Regions from separate parts of the Homo sapiens genome. Here all the other regions are linked to region 1. A link is a loop called in an ENCODE intact Hi-C map of the cell type or tissue named here. Cell type or tissue: heart right ventricle. All regions are shown on one strand.

What was found. A loop is a pair of places that touch in the nucleus more often than their neighbours do. Peaks named below come from ENCODE experiments on the same cell type or tissue, not always from the same donor. Only the 100,000 strongest peaks of a DNase experiment are listed, where the experiment ranks them.
Region 2: it touches region 1 in a loop (2.1-fold over the local background); 28 of 110 quality-filtered maps call a loop at or near these places.
Region 3: it touches region 1 in a loop (18-fold over the local background); 99 of 110 quality-filtered maps call a loop at or near these places.

Annotation. Positions count from the first base shown.
Region 1 is chr12:3,883,295-3,888,294 of GRCh38, forward strand. The region is part of intron 1 of PARP11-AS1 (PARP11 antisense RNA 1); the gene reads left to right. Among named protein-coding and RNA genes, the nearest start is that of PARP11, 12 kb to the left of the region's middle. In heart right ventricle, CTCF peaks have their summits at 56 and 2,393 (motif pointing right); no DNase peak of the experiment used is centred here; H3K4me3 peaks cover 859 bases; H3K27ac peaks cover 1,563 bases.
Region 2 is chr12:3,993,606-3,998,605 of GRCh38, forward strand. No RefSeq gene overlaps it. Among named protein-coding and RNA genes, the nearest start is that of LINC03141, 16 kb to the right of the region's middle. In heart right ventricle, CTCF peaks have their summits at 2,380 (motif pointing right) and 2,595; a DNase peak (open chromatin) is centred at 2,436; H3K27me3 peaks cover 1,364 bases.
Region 3 is chr12:4,034,782-4,039,781 of GRCh38, forward strand. No RefSeq gene overlaps it. Among named protein-coding and RNA genes, the nearest start is that of LINC03141, 25 kb to the left of the region's middle. In heart right ventricle, a CTCF peak has its summit at 3,104 (motif pointing left); a DNase peak (open chromatin) is centred at 3,120.

The DNA.
Region 1 (5,000 bases):
GCTTCTCTGGTTTAATAACGCCCTACAGATAACTAAGAGGCAGGACAGGGCATACACTGAGTTAAAAGCTAGGTGTCACTATTTCTTATACTCCAAAAGGCACTGTGTGGAGGGGTGTGTTTTAACACAACCATCACCAGCTCCAGCTTCTCAAGATCTCTGTCCTGTTTTCTCAAGACACAGCACTTTTATGCTGAAAACCATTGAAATGTAAAGCCATTGAACTTTAAATGGATGAGTTATACGTGAATTACACCTCAACAAAGCTGTTAAAACAATTACATAATTTTTGTAAATGTCAAGATCTTGGCTTTTACCTCCCCTGTTGACCTCCCTGCCTGACTTCCGTCCTCCCTCACATACCTTCAGGGGGCACAGAACCATACTCAGAAAGAGGATCACCATTCCAGAACCCCAAGCACTCCATCCAACATTACAACTTTGTTTTAACTCCAGGGATTACAGCAGTATGCCAAGGAAAATAAATGACTCTTTACCATTAGATCTTCAGTACCAATTTTCCTTATTAGAAAAAAAAAATCTAACTTTTTTTTTTTTTCTTTTTTTGAGATGGAGTCTCGCTCTGTCGCCCAGGCTGGAGTGCAGTGGCCCGATCTCGGCTCGGCTCACTGCAACCTCCACCTCCCGGGTTCACGCCATTCTTCTGCCTCAGCCTCCCGAGTAGCTGGGACTACAGGCACCCGCCACCATGCCTGGCTAACTTTTTTGTATTTTTAGTAGAGACGGGGTTTCACTGTGTTAGCCAGGATGGCTTCGATCTCCTGATCTCGTGATCCACCCGCCTCAGCCTCCCAAAGTGCTGGGATTAGAGGCGTGAGCCACCGCTCCCAGCTTCTAACATTATTTTTAATGTTAAAGCAAATGTGTATATTATGAAGCAGAAGGCAATATTCACTTACATAGGGCTTTTTAAAAATTTTTGAGACAGAGCCTCCCTCTGTCACCCAGGCTGGAGTGCAATGGCGTGATCTCGGCTCACTGCAACCTCCACCTCCTGGGTTTGAAGTAGGTTCTTGTGTGTGGTTAGCTGCTTTAAGCTGGAGTGGGAACAGTGTATGTCCTCTGCCAGTTGTGGAGACAGAGAGATTGAGATACACTGTCAGTGGCTAAAACAGGAGACTCAGGAACTGATCCAAGCTCAGTACCGCTATATTATGTGATATTGTGCATAACATCCCATTTTGGGGCCTCAGTTTCCCAACTAAAAAATGAGATGATTGAACCAGGTGATCTCCAAGGTTGCTGCCATCTCTCAAAGTCCATGATTTGGTGTCATACTGACACAAATCAGATTCTGGGCTCAGATTCATCAGCACCAAGATGCCCAGAGATGTAGGAAGCAAAAGATACAGTCCCTGTCTTTGTGGAATTTTTCATCTACTGAGGGAGACTATGAAGTGAATTTACAAACCATCCAAAGGACACAAGAGGCAAGAAGCAGCTGAGAATCATGAGTGATTAGAAATCTGGTGCAGATCACTCGCTTTGAGTCAACTGTGCAGCTAAACGACAAGGAGACTCTTACCCTGCCAACCCCTGCGCCCTTTGGGCCAGGATAACTTGACACAAAGGCACTTGCTGTTGACCTTGTGCGTGGCCCCAAATCACAGAGTAAGAAACTCTCAGAGCAGGAAAGGGATGTTAGCTATGAACAAATCCAAAACCCTCCATCTACATTCAGGATTTGGGATAATGCTCGCATCACACTTAGAGTATTTTTATTCGATAGAAGGTTCTTAACATTAACTCAAATCTTAAATAATCCTAAAATTGGAAGAGAAATATATCCTTCTCTTCAAAGCCCAATACATTAAATATGGAATGATTTTAAGACAAGTCTTATTATGACATAGGGTTGAACAAGATCTGCCTGGCAGCCACTTATTGAAAAGCATTGCTCTGAAAAAAATTAACTTCTACCCTTCATTGTAGGGTATTTATGCGTTTTCTTATGTCATCATTTCAGATCCTTTCCTGCTCCCGAAGCTACGGCAGAGCATTTCCGTAGGTCTCCAGTCACATGTCTTTGCTTTTCTGAACATACCAGGAGATCTATGAAAGTGAAACTAAAAGGAAATAGAAAGGAAAAACTGCTTCTGATCTCTCTCATCCAACTATTTCATTTTCATTTGTTCTAGGAGAATTTCTTCCAGCTCTAGCCTCCTGGATTTACGCATATTCTGGGGACTAGACTAAAAACCTCTACCTCTGGCAGGCATCTTGGGGAAGTCTTGCCTAGATGACATTTGACCTTTGGGGTTTCTTCCAATCCAGATATTCTAGGGTGCAGAAAGGAGTAGTGGTCCCTCACAGATCGCCCAAAATGGATTTTTTCCACCTAATTGGAAAATATGCTCATTTCTAACACAAGATGGCGCTGGGACACAGGCAAGAACGTTTCTGATTAAAACAAAACCAAATGAAACAAAACAAAACACAAAGCAAAACAATCCATGAGCACAAAAGTTCTAATAAGCCAGAGAATTATTTTGTTTCTGGACAAGACCAGCTTTTGTTGAGCACATTTTAGAACAGCTTTCTGGAGTAGCAATAATCTAATTGAGCTGCTTTACCCTAAATCAACCAAATGGTCAGGACTGAATTAAAGTAGTACAATGTATCCTTAGGAATAAAGTATTTAAAAAGAACTCTAAATCCCTTAACTACGCAGGGTCAAAACCAGAGATAAGTGGTCAGGGGACTTAGTTGAACACTATCATCAAAAGTGATGTCTTAAATTCTTACTCTGATATGGGATGGGGTCTTTACCAGTTGAATAATTCTGATATGAATTCAGTTGCCTTAATAAAATTATCTTTTTTTTTTTTTTTTCTTAGAGACAAGGTCTCACTATGTTACCCAGGCCGGTCTCAAACTCCTGGCCTCCCATAGTGCTGGGATTACAGGTGTAAAGCACCGTGCCCAGCCTCATTTAAAATTAAATGAGCTCTTCTACTTCATAATAGAGCAGATTGTTTTAACTTGTTTGCACTTATTTGAGGATTATTTGATGAAGCAATTGAGGAATAATTCACAATTTGAACTATAACCACCAAACAAGTTCTGTTAAGCTAACACCTAAGTTGAGTTTTAGTGTTGTTTTTTTGTTGTTGTTCTTTTGTTTTGTTTTGTTTTGTTTTTGAGACAGAGTATGGTTGTATCACCAAGGCTGGAGTGCAGTGGCATGGCTCACTGCAGCCTCAACGTCTGTGTTCAAGTGATCCTCCTGCCTTAGCCTCCCGAGTAGCTGGGACTATAGGTGTGCATCACCATGCCCAGCTAATTTTTTATTTTTTGCAGAGATGGGGTATCATTGTGTTACCCAAGCTAGTATCAATCTCCTGGGCTCAAGCGATCCACCTGCCTCATCCTCCCAAAGTGAGAATTTATTGGGAAAGGAACTTATTATCTGTCTTCCTCCTAACCCCCACAATAATCTCCTCCACATGAACAAGTGGTTGGCCAGTCTGTTTAGAATCTTGTAGTAACAGCAAACTGACCACTCAGGAGAAGCAGCCCATTCTATCTCTAGACGGTTCTAAGGTTAGAATAGTCTTCTTTAGATTAAGCCAAAGCATGGCTCTTTATAATTTGTGCTCATATATCTCCATTCTTCCTTTTAGAGGAATGCAGTATAACCTTCTTTTGTAATATGACTGCTCCTCAAATTTGTGATGATTTGGGCCTTCTCAGTCAAAAACAGCATCCGTTTCTGCAGTAATTTTTCATATGACATCTTTTCTAGCTCTATCTTGGATATCTTTCTTTGATTTATCTTAAAGTGTGTTCTGATCTCACAGCCAGTGGGCCTATGTTAGTTGCCTGGATTTAAGTAGTATGCTTCTATGAATGCAGCTGAAATTTGGTTAATTTTCTGCACAGTTATGTCACACCGTTTTCCCTTTAAAGCCCCCGGTCAACTAAAACTCCCAAGCCACTAATGTGGATGTAGCAAAATCTACCCGCCCTTACATAAACAGTTGACGTTTAGAATTAAAATGCAGACGTTACGCCCTGTGATACCATGAGGATTTCAGTTCATAGCTGTGGGCTGTTAAAATTACTTAGAGTAATTTCATTCAGACTCTGGTGCCAGACATACCTGGATCCAAAAGTTTGTTCCTCCCTCATAAGCTATGTCATCTTGGGCAGTTGACTTGATCTCTTAAAACATCAGCTTTCTTATCTCTAAAATGCAGATAATATTGCTACTTTTCTCATAGGGTGGTACAATTTATATGTGATGATTTCGTGCAAAAAGTATATTTAGCACAATTCATGGCACGAAGTAAGTTCTCAATAAGTGTTTATTGTTACTATTATTAGTATTAGCCCATCATCCTTCAAATCAACTATCCCTCCTTGTCCATGTCATAGGAATATCTGACAAGCATGTCCTCTAAGGCAGATAAAAATATTACTGTTAGGGAAATTTAAAAGACAGAATCTGCATGACTCGCCACCATAGTTTCCCTCAGGCTGGTCTACGAACTAATCAGCACCATGTAGGTATAATTCCTACCCTAGCCATGGTTGCACCCACTGGCTATCAGCCAGTTCATGTCTTATGGCAAGGTAATTATAAAAGTTCTTGTCAAAGGCCATGCTGAAAGAAAGTATGGTTTTGATGCCTCTTCTTTCTACCAATCTAATATCCTTATCAAAAAAGGAATAAATGAAGACATGTTTTGTTTCTGAGGTTTGGGGTTGGCTCTGAGTGATCTCTGCTTTTCTAAAGACTTACAAAGAGTCTATTTAATAATCTGTTCAGTTGATGGGTTAAAGTGGTGAAATTGTGGGTTATTTCCCCCTTCTTTCTATTATTATAATAATGTTTGTGGAGTAAATAGCCTTTTAAAATTCTGTTCTAGAATTCTGCCAGGGATAATTGTCAAGCTGACTGGCTTATAGTTTTTATAATATGCCCCTTTCCCCCTTTTTGAAAATGGGGACAACTCTGTCCTTCTCTTGTCTGTTAA
Region 2 (5,000 bases), 110 kb after region 1:
TGACTTTGTGTACAGAGGATGAGGACAGGGCTGGAATGGTATGGCACAGCTTTGGAAAGGGACATGTGGGTCTGTTATGTTTCTTTTTAGCCCACTGCCTGATGTCTCTTTCAATCTTCATTTCCTTTGGTCCTTCACTTCTTAGGTTTGTGTGCCCCTCTAAGAGTGGTGCAGCTTCAATTACACGTAGGTAATTTCTAGTTTAATGTCAGGGTCATTGTTTTGATCCGTCCTCCCAGAAAGTCTCATCATTCCTCTCCGAGAAGTTCTGGAGTAAAAGCTCTTCTTGTCATGTCAGTTCCCAGAGTCTGAACAGATCTTGTTCTAAGATCCAATGCTCTGTCCCTGCCCTCCATCCTGCATTCTGCTATCCTGAGGGCATTCAGAGCTCTTTTGTGTGCAGCTGACCCTCAAGAGTGAGTCCCCAAGAATTGCTGTGGTAGGTATCAGGCAGATAAACCTCCAATGGTTCAGTAACACTATATATATATATATATATATTTTTTTTTTTTTTTTTTTGAGATAGGGTCTTGCTGTGTCACCCAAGCTGGAGTACAATGCTACAATCTTGGCTCATTGCAACCTCCACTTCCCGGGCTCAAGTGATCCTCCCACCTCAGCCTCCTGAATAGCTGGCACTACAGGCAGGCATGACCATACTTAGCTAATTTTTTAGTAGAGACAGGGTCCCACTATACTACCCAGGCTGGTGTCAAACTCCTGGGCTCAAGCAAGTCTCCCTCCTTGACCTCCCAAAGTGCTGGGATTACAGGCATGAGCCACTGCACCTGGCCCCATAACACTATTTTAAACAGTATTAGAAGGTGGCTAAAACTGAGAAGGAGAGAGCAAAAATATTTTACTAATATAAGCTCAAGAGTACTTATTCTAAACAAACCTAGTTTCTATCCATAGAAGGCTGGTTAAATAAACCACAATATTATCACATGATGGAATATTAACAGCTATAAAAAGAATGAGGAACTTTAAAAATATATTGATATGGAAAATTATCCAATGTATACTGCTATGTGGTGGGGGAAAGGCTCAAAATGGTGTGTATAGCATGCTTCCTTTTCGCCTAAAGGGGAAGAACAACAATAATGTTCATTTGCATGTGTCCATATTTGCATAAAGAAATACCAAGAGAATACATGGGGCAATTTAACAACGATTACCTCTGGCAGAGGGGAGATGGAAAAGGGTAGAGAAGGCTGACATGGAGGATTGACATTAACTTTAAACTTCTTTATTGTTTCGATTTTTGTACCATATAAATTGCATTACCTAGTCCAAAACAATGTTGGTGGAGAAAGGATTCATACTTTGCCTAATTTGATTAAAGAATAGCACAAGAAGAAAACTCAGGCCGGGCACGGTGGCTCACGTCTGTAATCCCAGCGCTTTGGGAGGCCGAGGAGGGCGGATCATGTGGTCAGGAGATCGGGACCATCCTGGCTAACACGGTGACTCCCCGTCTCTACTAAAAATACAAAAAATCAGCCAGGCGTGGTGGCGGGCGCCTGTAGTCCCAGCTACTCGGGAGGCTGAGGCAGGAGAATGGCATGAACCCGGGAGGCAGAGCTTGCAGTGAGCCGAGATCATGCCACTGCACTCCAGCCTGGGCGACAGAGCGAGACTCCGTCTCAAAAAAAAAAAATAAATAAATAAAAAGAAAACCAGCATCAGAAGGTTTGAATGGAATCATGCCTGTTTAAATTGCCTGGAGTAACCCCAATATGAACAAACTTGAAAATAATATGAAGGAGGCTAGGCAAAGGGGAATGCTACATCACTGTTTCCAAGAATCCGAAGGATGTGTGCCTGAGGCGAGAGCTGGAAGAAACAGGCTTCTCTAACCTGAAGAATTACAGTAGTCTTGAAGACTTGTGAGAATGGGTTTCCCATCTGGCCTTGGAATCTCACACTCTGATTTATGTGAATTTTGTCTGACCTTCTGGACCCATGATTCCATGAAAGTTATTCCAGTGCAGATGCTCCTTGACAGTGAGAAAGAGGTCTCTAGCTGTGTTTCTGAGCATCCCAATCAAGGGTGCAGGGCAGTGGGTCAGAAGCTGTGCTCTGTGGTTCAGGGGGCTTGCAACTTGGGTATTAACCCTGGACATGGTGAAATCAATTGTACTCATTAAATTAGCATTCCTGTCCACTCTTTAGATAGATAGTAACTTCTCAAGACCAGGGCATACGCATCTTACTCATTTCAGTTAGTACTTGTTGAATGAATGAATAAATATGAAATACACTTTATTTGCAAATTGTTTGAAAAAGTATTTGCAATAAGTATTCAAAATTTTTTTATCTGAAGCAATGAAGGCTCCATCCAGGCATTTCTAACACTGGAAAGATGATATTGTTGCCAGTAGAGGGCAGTGGTGCCTTTATCAATTAATAAAAGAGAGCGGGAGCGTGTGTGTGTGTGTGTGTGTGTGTGTGTGTGTGTGTGTGTGTGTGTGTGTGTGTGTGTGTGTTTGATTTTAAAAATCTAAACAATTAATGTATTATCAATTAATAAAAGAACATGCGCACACACTCACACACCCACACACCTCTCTATTCTTTCTTTCCCAAATTAGCTTCTTCCTATTGTTTCATCAAGACAGAAGGACCTGTACATATAGTTCAGTGATGGGCAGTTGAGGTCATAGTCATTGACCACAAAGCCCCCTTGGCCAACTTGGTAAACCCACTGTGTGCTGGAATGAACTTGAATTCTACATCAATACCTTCTTAATAACACTCAGAAATTGTGGGGACTGTTTTCAGGGAAAAGAAGATACCAACCTCCTTCCTTCTTCTCTCTCAGGGCCTCTGACCCACCCCTCTGTCTCCTACAGGGTCCACATCTAATCATGGGAATCAGGGGTAGCCTCTGCAAGACCTGAGTTCTTCCCGAGTGGCGAAAGCAGGCAGGGACATGCAAAGGGCCGTGACTGCAGGCTGCTCAAATATTTCAGGGTACAAAGAAGCAGCTGTCAAGCCAGTGTGGCTCAGTGAGGGAGAAACAAGTCAGCCTGAAAATTACCTGTGCTGATTCTTGCCATAGACGATTTCTCATCCCCCTGCAGCTCCTTGTACCCAACCTACCACGTTCAAATCAGCACCAGATGTTGTTGCCCTGAATTCCTTTCATCAAAAACTCTGGGAAATATGACTTTCTGCTCTAGAGCAGTAAACTGGTGCTCCATAGACCTTGGGAAAGTCCTTCACCCTTGAGTTCTTCTGGATTTCGGTTACTCAATCTGATGCATAGGACAATTAAATTCACCAGTTCACCGCTTCCAAACCAGATGTTGTGTGTGCACAGCCCACATGGACTGCTAGGTGCCCATGTTGAGTGCCTCCGTGTGCTTGAAGGGCACATGTCAACAGATTGAGGAGCCACATGGTGTCTCGCAGAATGCAAATGGTGGCCCACTAAGACCAAATGAATTCCAGAAAGTCAGGTATATGTAAAGTCAGATTAGACCTAAGTGGGTAGAGTGTAGAATGGAATGGAATGAGGGCATGAAGAGGTGTCAGAAGGAAAGGGAGGATCGCTGCAGTATTCAAATAAAAATCATCCACTATCTTAGTGTAACTCCTTGCAAAGTGCTTCCATGCCCAGCATCTCACTAAAACCTCAGGCTGGATGGTAATGTAGGCCAGGGCATGGTGCTCCCCATTTTAAAGAGAAATTGTTGCAAACACAGGTTAAGTGACCTCCCCACGTTGACACAACTCACTTATGTCAGAGCCAGTTCTCCTGGGTCCATCCTTTCTATTTCTAGGAATGAGTATAGGTTGCTTTTGGAAATAAATAAGATTTCCATGTTTCACATAGCAAGGACACAAAGTTCAGTTTGGAGGACCTGGGAAAGGCCTTTAAAGTGGGAGGCCCCCACAGGCACACCAGATCGCCGCCAAGCACTGTCAGTAGGAAGGCGCTCGCTAGAGGTGAGCCCATGCTGTCACAGAGCTGAAAGGAAGAGAAGAAAAAGGAGAAGCCATCAGTCTCACTTTTCAGAGGTACAGATCAGGAGCTGTTTGGTGTTTAGGGTTCATTTTACTCCAACACTGCAAATAACTACAACCCTACATACGCTGAGTCCAGAAGAAGTTATGCAAAGGAGTAGAGGGTACGAAGTAAGTGTCATCTACTGCCCTCCTCCTCCGCAGTAATGAACACACCTCTCCTCTCCCTGGTGTTAGATGGGTCTTCACAAACAGTAATTATTGGGAGCCAAGGATTACTGCTGAGAGCACTGGCTTATCGTTGACCTGAAAGAGGTGGAAGGACAGGTGTACCCTGCGGCAGGAAGCCACTCTAAACGTAGGTGTGGTCGCTACCACTGTCTGTGGCTGGTACAAATCTCTGTCCTGAAGATATTTTAGAAACACTGTGAGACACAGTTGACTGGGTATATCACTCCTCCCAGGCAAGAAATTACTGAAAATAATAATTATTGTTATATTGTCAATACCTTGGTATATTACATTTCATAGCTTAAAGTTTTCATATGCATCTTTTCTTGCTTGATCCTCAACCATCTAGAATACACACAAGGCAGGATTTATTACTGTTCTTTTACAGACAAGGAAACTGAGACCCAGGGAAGTGAAGTGGTTTGGCCAAGGTTTTGTAGCTGGTACTTCACTGGGTGGAAACTCAAACATAGGACTTCTGACTCCAAATAGTCCCAGCGAGGTTGAGTAGTGTTGAGTGAAGGAAGGGCCCAGCTGCCACCGTGGGCCTCCAGCCCCTTTGAAGAGCCTCGTTGGATCTGGCTCCTAGAGAAAGGCAGTGCAGAGCTGTCTCTGTGCAGGCTGAGGCGCCTGGCAGAGCTCCTCATGATTTCAGGAACGTTGCTTGGACTCTCCACTGGAGCATGAGGAAAAGGGAACGGTTGGTTATGAGGGGTGGAGAGGGGTGCAGAAAGGAATGAAGAAAAAGCATCAAACTGAGTGGTCTCAGAGTCCTGTTCTGACTGTACTGTAGCTTG
Region 3 (5,000 bases), 150 kb after region 1:
GTGAACTAAAAATGATGCTAGTTTTCCATTTTTCCAGTGAAACATTTGCAATTCCTATAGCCAGCATTTTGGGATATCATAGCCCATGACTGGTATTCAGGCATCAGTTTAGTGAAGATGGGAGACATCATCCCCAAAACATGAATAATAGCCTTATATTTAAAGCACTTAAGAAGGCTACTTCATAACCTCCCTCAGTCAGTAATATCAGTGGTCTTAACAGACCTGAGGGTTGGGGAGCCTTTGGGGATAATGAATTCCCTCCCGATGCAGTCATAGAACATCTCCTATTCTGCTGGTCTCAGAAAAACTGGAGAACAGCTGGCTACCATCTGCCCTATGACATGCCCATTACTTTAAGACTGTTTCTGGGAGTCAATGTTTGCTTTTTCTCAGGCAGCCTTATATGCAACAAGGGCCCATTTACTTTCCTGAGTCCAGCCATGTGGAGAATGTTGCTCTCTTGCAGCAATACAGCATGGTCCAACTCGTTTCTTTTTAAGGTGACTGACACTGTGCACATTTGGTTACATGTTGTACACATCCATGTCCTCTTCCTCTTTCCTTACCCAAACCAGACTCTATGCATTTGGTCCAAACCAGACTCTATGCATTTGGTCCAGACACCACTTCAGTTTACATAACTCCAGACACAGTCTCATGGTTGCACCTTCAGGGCAAGCATACCTACATCTCTCTTCAGACTCCATACATGTACATGTTCTTTTTCTGAGTGGGAACTGTTCAAGTTTCCTTGATCCTGACTGGTTCTTAATCCATAACAACAAGAGCAATGCGCCATGATCTGAATACCACTTTGTGCCAAGCACTTTTAAGCAAACTTTAAGAGACATTATTAACTGTCTTTTGCAGATAAAGAAATTGAAGCATGGGTATTGTTCATAATTGCACATCTAGTTAATAATCAAGTTGAGTTGCAAAACGAAGTTTCTTTAGATTGCAGTCTCGTGCTTTGACTCCTGAGATACTCTCCTTTCCCTGATTCTTTTCTGGTAGCCTCCTTCCATGACAGCTAGGAATGCCTTCTCTTTCTCTTCCCATTTTGTCTTAGCAAAATTATGAATATCCTCTTTAGAGAGAAGGTCTAAGTGGAATCTCGTTTTGCACTGGCACTATACAGAGGAAGCACATCCAAAAGTCATTATGTCTAGACTTCTGCCTCTTGACAGACTTCCCTTGCTGTGAGAGAAAGAACTGCTCTCAGCATAAGATTGAGGAAGAGACAGAAGGAAAGTGCCCCAAGTCACACAGCTCTGGATCTAAAGATGCTTGAACAGTGAGGCAACCGTGTGCTCCATTGTACCCATCCTACACCCCTTTCTTTTTTTTTTTTTTTTTTTTTTTGAGATGGAGTCTCACTCTGTTGCACAGGCTGGAGTGCAGTGGTGTGATCTCGGCTCACTGCAAGCTCTGCATTGAGACATTCTCCTGCCTCAGCCTCCCAAGTAGCTGGGACTACAGGCGCCCGCCACCACGCCCAACTAATTTTTTTTTTTTTTTGGTATTTTTAGTAGAGACGGAGTTTCAACCATGTTAGCCAAGATGTTCTCGATCTCCTGACCTCGTGATCCTCCCGCCTCGGCCTCTCAAAGTGCTGGGATTACAGGTGAGCCACCGCGCCCAGCCCACCCCTTTCTTTATCATGTATTCATTCCTTATTTACAGCTTTGCCCTCCATCCCTACCTTCCTTTGGTCATCCACTATTGTGTCAGGAACACCAATCAGTCATTCCACAAATAATGAGTATGATCAAAGATCAAACATCTTTGATGTGAATAGCACTTGTCTTGGCTATTATCCAATGTCTGGGCCCTGGCCATTCTCTATGGCCAGGGATATGATCAGGGCTGGCCAGATGCACAGGGAGGGCACGACATGGGGGAAGTGTACGCATTTACACCTGCCAGGCTGGAAGACCATCCTTTTGACCAACATGAGCTCCTACGAGACATAACAAGGCTTTTTTCCCTTTGCTTGGAACGAGGAACCATAGAATTTGCTGAGGTGGGGAGGTTCTAGTGGGTCATCAAATCTAGCCTCTCCCATCTGATGCAAGAATCGGCGTTACAACTTCTCTGACGTTGCTCAACCAGCTTCTCCTTGAACACCCCCAGATGTGAGCTAACTTGATCTCCTCACCCCATTTTTTTGGAAAGCTTTATGTGTTAGGCAATTCGTATAATTCTCTGTCAGGCTTGATCTGATTCCCTAATCCACCCATGGGTCCCATTTCTACTTCTTGGGATGACATAGAAGAGTTCTAATCCCTCTTCCATGTGATAGCTCTTCAAATATTTGAAGGCAGACGTGATGTCATTCTTAGTCTTTTCATGCTGAGGATGCCCAGTGTGTGCCAGTTTTGCAATTCTTAGGATTCTTAGTAATGTCAATCTCACTTGCAGGGCATACTTGAGTTAATGCATAAATAATGAGCTTTTACCATGTGCCAACTCCCTTCAAAGACATTATGGAATTCAATTCTCATGTCCAACCTGTGAGATAAGAACCCTTTTTATTTTATAGAGGAGAAAAGAAATTAATGAGGTTAGGGGTTTAAGCCAAGGTCATGTAGTTAGACATGGACAGAACTGGCACATTAACCTGAGCCTTTTACCAAACACATGTGCATTATTTTTTTCTCTATATGAGTTTCACCAGGGCAAGGATGGTGCAAACATCCAAGATACAGGTCTTGTCATCCTTAATACATAGGATCATAGAGAAGCGGTGATCTATATATATCTCTGCAGTCTTAAGTCTTACTTGCTAGAGCCATTTTCTGCCTCTACTTCTCCCCCACCTAATTCTGGCTGTAAATTGTAACAAGATATCGGATAGCCTCTCCATTTTTTTGCACATAGAGAAACAGAGCAGAGAGGTTGATGTCCAGGATACTGTTTACTTGGGGACACAGTGTCAAAATCAGAATTAAATCTCCAAGTCTTCAAAGACAATCATTTATTGCACATAAACAGAAATTGCTAATTTCACATGTGTATGCTTGGAGTGCAAAATATTGGAGACATTTGGCATTTTCCATAATATTTTTGGAATACAGGAGCCCTCTGGTGGCCAAAATTGTAGCAAGGAGGTATCGTTCGGAAAGCTGATCTGAGATTTCCTACCAGTACTCCTCTTAGTGCCCTCTGGCTTTGTTTGAGGGTCACCCCTTTTCCATTTTGCCTCTTTCTTCCTCTTTTCATACACGGTTACTTGCTTTTTGCCCACCCTTTCTCCTTTCCCCTTCAAGCTCCTCTCTGCATCTTCCCCTTCAACTCCAGCTGTCACCCCTGATCCCACTGGAATCTCTCCTTGCTGCCATCTTTGGCCTCGGAGGACCCTTTCTGAAATCTGGCCAGTTCCCCTGTGGCAGGTGCTGAGTGACAGCTGCTGCCTTGCTGCTGCTTCAGTAGTGAATTCAAATCCCTTGTGGGTGTTTAGAGCCTGCAGATGGATTAACTGATGATTCCTGTTCATCAACAAGCATTTGCAGTATCCTGCTAAGCATGTTAGGGATACTGAGCGGCCCCTAGAAGCAAGTGCTCTTGGAAGAGGCAGGTGAGCTTCTTCCCCCTTAGGCACAAGGAGCTCACCACACATCACCTGGTCCCTGGGGTTGACCAGCTGTCCAGACCTGGGCCATTCTAAGTTTCTATGTATAGCTCTTAACTGTGCAAATGTCTGTTTTCCTCATTATTGTGTGCATGGAATGGTCTGTCTTCTGTAAGATCGCACCTCACAATAGCCAACAGCAAGTGAAGACCCACAAAATAGCTGATCCACATATTGGTAATTGAGAACTGACCACTGATCCAGAGGCAGAAGTTATACTGGTGGCTTCAGTGGATTTCAGTGAACCAAATGAGGGGAAGGAAAGCTAAAATAGGACAGGCACAGAAATTTTGGCTAAAGTTTTAGACACCATCTTCTTGGCTTCTAATGCAGTAAAGTAATGGGGCAGTATAACACTTAGAAGGCACTTTGGACTCTTGAGAAAAATATCTTCCATAAAATGAGCTGGTGACTTTATTACACTGCGGTGCTTAACAGTTAGTGGCTTAATCACGGGGCAATTGGGTGAGAGAGGCCAATTCATGACCCTTACTGCAGAGACAATCAGAAAAGCCTTCTCAGGGTGCAGAGCATGTTGCAAGAGGGTGGGGTGCCAGGCTCCTGGGCATGTTAGAAAGTGAAACCAGAAGAAGGGCTCTGGGGAGAATCATAAAGTTTGGGAAGCTACAGCTTTCTATAAACTGTAGAAGAATGGCTCACGCCTGTAATCCCAGCACTTTGGGAGGCCGAGGTGGGCGGATCATGACGTCAGGAGATCGGGACCATCCTGGCTAACACGGTGAAACCCCGTCTCTACTAAAAATACAAAAAATCAGCCGGGCGTGGTGGCAGGCGCCTGTAGTCCCAGCTACTCGGGAGGCTGAGGCAGCAGAATGGCGTGAACCCAGGAGGCGGAGCTTGCAGTGAGCCGAGATCGTGCCACTGCACTCCAGCCTGGGCGACAGAGCGAGACTCTGTCTCAAAAAAAAAAAAAAACAAAAAAACTGTAGAAGAAAAGGCTAGGGTGGGTGAGGAGGTTGCAGCGGGCATTCCATTAGTTAATACGGTCCAACTTGATGGAGGGGTTGTGCAGTACTGACAAAGTGCAGCTGGGTTTCTCCTGCCACTACCACCCCAGCAAATGAGAGTGGCCTTTGGATGAAGCAAGATGAATTTGGGCTACTAGCTATGAGGATTTGGGCAGGATTAGAAAGTGTTGCCTGGGTGGCTGCAGAATTCTCTTCTCTCTAGATTTTAAGAAAATGCAGACAAGTCTTTTCAGAGGCCTTTTTGGAGGTGCACGTGGGTGAAGCCCTACCTCAAAGATGCATGAGCAGCTGGGCTTGGTGGCTCGTGCCTGTAATCCCAGCACTTTAAGAGGCCAAGGCAGGCAGATCGTTTGAGCTCAGGAGTTTGAGACCAGCCT